2 separate regions of the Homo sapiens genome follow, and region 2 is linked to region 1. A link is a contact called in ENCODE Hi-C or POLR2A ChIA-PET data. All regions are on one chromosome and are shown on one strand. Each heading gives the region's core, a stretch centred on a gene start or an enhancer-like site at or near the end of the contact. The rest is flanking DNA. Distances are from core to core; before and after follow the strand shown.

Region 1 (3,246 bases), core at 336-2,835:
ATTGTTGAAATGACAACAAAGGATTTAGAATATTCCATAAAATTAGCTGATAAAGCAGAAACAGGGTTTCAGAAGATAGATTCCAAATTTGAAAGAAGTTCTATTGTGGGTAAAATGCTATCAAACAGTGTCACATGCAACAGAGAAACCTTTCCTGAAAGGTTAAGTCAATTGATGTGTCAAATTTTATTGATGCCTTATGATAAGAAATTGCCACAGCCATCCCAATATTCAGCAACAACCACTACCCCGATCAGTGAGCAGCCATCAACATCAAGACAAGACGCTCTGGGCAACCCTTCTGGGTTCCCATCCACTGCATGGAAGCTTTACTTTCATTTTTACTTTACTTTTGCCTTTGCTTTAATAAATCTTGCAGCTGTACACTTTTTGGGTCTGTGCATTTCTCTACTCGAGCTGTAACACTTGCCACTGTGGCCCACAGCTTCATTCCTTGAAGCCCATGAGACCACGAACCTCTTGATCGAGAAAAACCTTTGATGGAAGAAGACTTCTCGTCTCCTTTCTGGGAGCCCATCTGGGATTTCTCCAAAGTGGTGAGTAACATTGGACCCCTTTCTCTTGCTATTCTTTCTATCTTCTCACTAGAAATTGGAGGAAAACACAGGGCGCCTGTCAGCCATTTAAAAGCAACAAGTGTGGCTGCCAGACTTAAGACGGGTTTGAGGGTTTCTGGGAAAGGGCTCTCTAACAACCCCCAGCCCTCTGGTCTGGGAGCATTGGTTTGCCTGGAACCAGTTCCACCTTTCTCTACCTTTCCTGGGAAAAGCTGAGGGCTGGCTAGAGGTGGAAAACTGTCATCCTGAACTCTTGGCACTGACCTGGTCGAGATCATGGCACAGCAAGAAGCTTCTACTCCACAGCCACCCATGTGTGCATTCCCTGCCTATTCTGACCCACGCCTCCTGGGTCCTAACGTCCTCAGAGAAGACTTTCTTCAGGCCCTATCCTCTAGGATCTTTCCTACCTCTGAGTCTAAGAATATTTTGGCTAGGAGCCTAAGTCGAGTGGGGTGACAATCCAAAGACCCTTGCCCATGGTGCCCCCAGGCTTATTCTTATGCAAATTGGTATCAATATACTTATACAGGACCTGTCCCTCATAACCTATACCCTAGGCACTACGTGGGACATCAAAAGGCATGTCAGTGGCTGATAGAAGGCCTAGGACATTTTTCCTTTTGTTGCCATAAACTTACTCCAGATTGCAGAGGCTACTTTAATTACCACCTTTCCTGTCTGGGATCAGCAATCAGAACTGTAGAACTTCTCCACTTTAAGCAGTCAGACTTATGTGCCAAAAACAATATAATAGACAATAGCTCCCCCGATTCAAGTCCAAAGGTCAATGAATATTCTCAGGAGGGCAAATAGGGGACAGAAAATTTGGGTACGAAAAGCACTGTTCCAACCTTGGTCCTCCAATTTGCCGCTGCCTACCCTAAAAAAAACTTCAGAAGTCTGACTCGTGTGCTGAGAAAAATTTGGAAACTCTATTGAATTTGGCAGCTTTGGTGTTTTATAATAGGGATCAGGAGAAGCAGGTTGAACGAGATAGACGAGACAAGAGAAAGGCCATTGCCTTAGTCACGGCCCTCAGGCAGATGAACTTTGGTGACTCTGAAAGAAAGAAGGGCTGGGCAGGCAACCCACCTAACAGGACTTGATATCAGTGCGGCTCACAGGGGTACTTCAAAAAGGACTGCCCAAACAACAATAAGTCGCACCCTCATCCATGTCGCTTGTGCCAGGGGGAATCACTGGAATGCACACTGCCCCCAAGGGTGAAGGTCCTCTGAGCCAGAGGCCACTAACCAGATGGGCCAACAACAGGACTGAGGGTGCCTGGGGCAGGTGCCAGCCCATGCCATCACCCTCACAGAGCCTCGGGTAAGCTTAACCATTGAAGGTCAGGAAACTAACTTCCTCCTGGACACTGGTGAGGCCTTCTCAGTTTTACTCTTCTGTCCTGGACAACTGTCCTCCAGATCTGTCACCATCAAAGGGGTCCTAGGACAGCCAGTCACTAGGTATTTCTCCCACCCCCTAAGTTGTGACTGGGGAACCTTATTTTTCTCACATGCCTTTCTTATTATGCCTGAGAGCCCTACTTCCTTACTAGGGAGGGACATATTAGCTAAAGCAGGGGTCATTATATACTTAAATATAGGAGAAGGAATACCTGTTTGTGCCCTCTACTCCATGAGGAAGTTAATCCTGAAGTCTGAGCAGAGGAAGGACAATACGGACTAGCAAAAAAATGCTTATCCAGTTCAAGTTAAATTAAAAGATCCTACCTCCTTTCCTTATCAAAGGCAGTACCCCCTCAGACCAGAAGCCCAACAAGGGTTACAAAAGATCGTCAAAGACCTAAAAGCACAGGGACTAGTCACTCACTCCTGCTTGCTAAATTTATTTAATGTCACCCTTACCGAAATTCACAAGGCCTCCAGCCAGAATCCAACTGACTGCTGGATGTGCCTCCCCTTACGCTTTAAACCATATGTCCCAGTTCCTGTTCCCGAACATTGGAATGCCACCAAACTAAGAACAAACACCACAGGCTTGGTGGGCCCTTTAGTCTCAAATCTAGAAATAACACATACACCAAATCTCACGTGTGTAAAGTTTAGCACAACCATTGATGCAGCTGCCTTCCAGTGCAAAACATGAATTACCCTACCTCCACGACTCTCTTGCTTACCATCAGGAATCTTTTTTTTTGTGGTTCCTCAGCTTACCGCTGCTTAAACGGTTTCTTCAAAAGTCTATGCTTTCTCTCCTTTTTGGAGCCCCCTATGACTATCTATACTGATCAGGAGTTACAGAATTTTCTTCTACCCAAATCTTCTACAAATGGGCACAAGTTCTGCCATTCATTATCAGGGCTGGGATACTAGGAGGACTAGGAACCAGCATTGGAGGCATTACCACCTCCCCCCCAGTTCTATTACAAATTATCACAAGAGTTAAATGATGATATGGAATGAGTCGCAGATTTGCTGGTCACCTTACAAAGCCAGCTTAACTCTTTAGCAGCAGTAACCCTTCAAAATCGGAGAGCATTAGATTTATTAACAGCCGAAAGAAGTGGAACTTATCTTTTTCTAGGAGAAAATGCTGCTATTTCGTTAATCAATTCGAAATTGTCACTGGGAAAGTTAAGGAGCTTTGAGACCGGATACAGCGCTGGGCACAAGAGCTCCAAGACACAGGATCTTGGAGT
Region 2 (3,751 bases), core at 1,213-3,712, 40 kb before region 1:
ACACAGTCAAATCATATCAGACCCTTTCTACATGGGCAACAACTGTCAAGCAGTTTCATATGTATCTTGTAGGAAAGGTGTATTACCTTTAGTTGCCCATGGATCATTTTGGAGCTTTATGTGAATACATATCTTTTTGAACATACATGAGAGCACAACCCACTCTGTTATTTGGCTTATTGTTTGAATGTAACAATATATCTCAGAGATACTTCCATATTAAGAATGAATTTTTACTGTTTTAACATAATTTTTTAATATTACACTAGTGTAGATACTTTTACATATGTATACATATATACATGTGTATATGTATGTAATTTATATACACATATACACATATAAATGAGACACATATTGTGTCATAAGCACTTTATATGTGTTAAATAAAAATTACAGGAGGTCCTTATTTTGGACTGAGCTCCTGCACTAGACCCCAAGAGATCAGACTAAAAACCAGAATGGAGTCCGTCATGCTGAGGTTCTACTCACCACATGGAAACTGAGTTGTTATGTGTCCTTTCCAGAAATCAGGAGAGAGAGATAACCAAATTTCCCAAATAGGTTAGTTTTAATCTGCATGGCAATGAAATTCCCTCTGCCTTTAATCCTTACAACAAAAAGTAACCTGGGATTACCTGAAGTTAACTAATGGGTCATTTTTCTATTGTTTTATTTCCCTGTTTGCACCTTACAAGGAAAGTAACTTTGAAATAACATGTCTGCTTTTTGTTCTTTGTTTCTGCTTTCTTCAGCTCTCTGTCTATAAAGCCAACTTATTCTACTCAGCTCATTGGAACACATATTATACTTTATAGAATGAATTGTTGCTGGATTCTGGACTTGCAAATAAAGCCAAGTTAAGATCTTTAAGCTAAAGTGTATTTTTTGCCTTTTGACTTATGTGTTCACTCATTTACTCTTAACTATCCAATGAAACATGTACAGTATTTCTTTTGGCACAGCTTTACAGATGAGGAACCTGGGGCAAGAGTGCTGAGGAAGCTTGTTCAGGGTTTCAAAACTAGTAAGTGGTGAAACCACCCAGAAAATAGAGTCTCATGCACTTAACAGTCTAATTATGATTATACTTAGGTTGCTCCCAATGTTTGTTTATGTATATAACTATGCTTTAAAACATTTTTGTACATTGCAGTTGCACTCATGTGAGTATCGATGGGATACATTCCTCAAAATCAAATTTCTGTGTTGGAGGATATCCACATTTTTAGTTTTTATGGTTACTGTCAAATTCCCTTCCAAAGAAGTTGTGATAATGTGTACATTCACTGTCTGTGTGTGATAATTCCTGTTTCCTCACGAACTTGCCAAGGCTGTATACTATCAAACTATTGCCAATTTGGCAGCTAAAAAATACTATCTTTATTTTGCCTTAATTTGCATTTATTTATGAGAAGAATTGGGCATCCTTCCATCTGCTTATAAGCCATATGTGTTTATTTTTCTGTGAAATGCCTATTATATTTCTAAAAGATTTGGGGTATTTTTCTTATTGATTTCTAGAAGTTTTATATATGTGCATATATATAAAACGTATACACATATATAATTTCTACATAAAGCTTTGTGTCATTTTTGTTTTTTGTAGAGATGGGGGTCTCACTTTGTTGTTAGGGCTGATCGTGAACTCCTGGCTTCAAGTGATCCTCCAACCTCAGCCTTCTGAAGTGTTGGGATTATAGGCATGAGCCACTTCTCCTAGCCTGAGAGTTTTATATTTTAAGGAAAATAGTATTTTATCTTTCAATATATTGCAAATATTCTCTCCCCCACTTTTTAAAAAACTTTTGTCCTTGTTTATACTATTTGGTTCTAACAACAGAAAAGTTTTAAATCTTCATAGGAACTAATTTATCGACATATATTTATGGGTTGTGGATTTTATAGTTTTGATTTTAAAAAAGTTCTTTAACTTCAGAATTTTGAAAAATTGGGATATATTCTTTATTACAGTTATGGCTTCATTTTTTTCTTTCAAAATTAATCAGCTGGAATTTATTTTGGTATAAAGAGTGAGGGAATAATTCAGCTATACTTTTAGTTTAAATTGCTAACTGGTTGTCTCATCAAAATGTATTGAAATATCTTTCCTTTCTCCATCATTTGCTTATATGGCCATACTCCCTTATCTGTAGTTTCGCTTTCTGCATTTTCAGTTACCCAAGGTCAATCATGGTTTGATAATATTAAATAGAAATTTCTGGAAATAATGTTTTAGTTGCATGCTGTTCTGAATAGTGTGATAAAATCTCACACTGCCTTGCATTGTCCACACTGGACAAGAATCCTCCCTTTGTCCAGCGTATCCAGGCTGTCTACCTGCCCTTTAGTCACTCAGTGGCCCTCTTGGTTATCAGATTGACTGCAGCAGTATTCAGGTAGGAGATGAACGGGACTTATTTTCCCAGCACCAATCACGAGCCTGATGATCAAAACAGGATGCAGTGAAGAAACCGGTGGAAACCACCACATGGTGACAAAAGTGATCTCTAGTTGCTCTCACTGCTCATTAGCATAAAGACACTCCCACCAGCACCATGACAGTTTACAAATGCCATGACAACAACCCAGCAGTTATTTTATATGGTTTTGGAACTCCCTCACCCATTTTCTAGAAAATTCTGAATAATTCACTCCTTAATTAGTATACAGCTAAGAGTGGGTATAAACATAGCTAGCTACCAATCTACAGGAACTGCTACTCTGCACTGCTACTGTTGCTGTACGCTGATGCTGCTCCTCCTTCTCCTCCTCCTCCTTTTTGGGACTGCTGCTACTGCTCTGGCCTGCTCTGCCTATAGAGCAGCCACTTTGCTGTACACTGCTACTCTGGGCAATTCTGCCTATGGGAGAGCCCCGCTCTGTCTATGGACAGCCATTTTGCTGTACACTGTTGTTGTAATCTTTAATAAACTTGCTTTCTTTCACTGCTGTCTCTTGAATTATTTCCTGAATGAAGCCAAGAACCCTCTGGATTGAGCACCAATTTGGGGGTTTGTCTGCATCAGTGTTGTCATGGGTGATCAGCAACTATTTGAGGCCAGTGGTGTGGCGGTAAGAATAATTTACAAGACAGCTGTAGGTAAAGAAAGGCAGATTTAATAGAGAAAGTATGGAAATATGTTGCAAGAGTGGTTACAGACAGGTTAGCAAGAGAGGAGCTAACTGCAAAGAGACAAAGGCTTCCTGGGAATTTTATAGGATGGTGCTTATGCTGTGTGCTGAGGAGGGCTTTGTGCAGTTCTAATAATGCCAAAATTGCAGTATCCTAACTAACTTTTTTTAAATTTTAGTCAGCTGAGGATCTGGTGATAGCTGGGTACAGGAAGATTGTGTTATTTGCACAGGAGGGCTACATATCCTGGACCAAGAAGAAAGGCAGACTTAGAGCTTATCTGCTTTCTCTTTTTGCTTTCCCTCAGTTCCACCAACTTGACTCCCTCTCCTCAATTAAGACTCCACAAGTATCACGGTGTTTCTATTCAAGTAACCCTTACGTTTCTTCGTAATGGCCCCAAAGTGCAAGAGTAGTGATGCTGGTATATTGTATAATTGTTCTTTATTATTATTGTTGTTGTTGTTAATCTCTTACTTGCCTAATTCAAAAATTAAACTTTATCATAGATATGTGCGAAAAAACATAGTACTGTATTTATAAGGTTTAGTGCTATCCAAGGTTTCAGGCATCTACTGAGGTCTTGGAACGTATCCCCCTTAGATAAGGGAGGAC

The links. A loop is a pair of places that touch in the nucleus more often than their neighbours do. ChIA-PET counts read pairs that join two places held with the same protein, here RNA polymerase II (POLR2A). Pooled maps may share reads with other maps.
Region 2: a loop to region 1 is called in a map of natural killer cell, with 6 times the contacts of the local background. The contact joins two enhancer-like sites. A Hi-C loop is called at or near these places in 3 of 168 maps with a recorded cell type or tissue (naive thymus-derived CD4-positive, alpha-beta T cell, natural killer cell and transverse colon), 1 of 37 single-sample maps with no recorded cell type and 12 of 50 pooled maps. POLR2A ChIA-PET finds 5 or more read pairs at or near these places in 4 of 52 experiments (OCI-LY7, activated CD4-positive, alpha-beta T cell, activated naive CD4-positive, alpha-beta T cell and 1 more).

What each region holds. Positions count from the first base shown.
Region 1 is chr14:38,103,691-38,106,936 of GRCh38, forward strand. No RefSeq gene overlaps it. Among named protein-coding and RNA genes, the nearest start is that of SSTR1, 100 kb to the right of the region's middle. Within about 2 kb of position 1,586, at least 2 of the 41 ENCODE cell types and tissues checked have a DNase peak (open chromatin) inside an H3K27ac peak, as active enhancers do.
Region 2 is chr14:38,062,794-38,066,544 of GRCh38, forward strand. No RefSeq gene overlaps it. Among named protein-coding and RNA genes, the nearest start is that of SSTR1, 140 kb to the right of the region's middle. Within about 2 kb of position 2,463, at least 5 of the 41 ENCODE cell types and tissues checked have a DNase peak (open chromatin) inside an H3K27ac peak, as active enhancers do.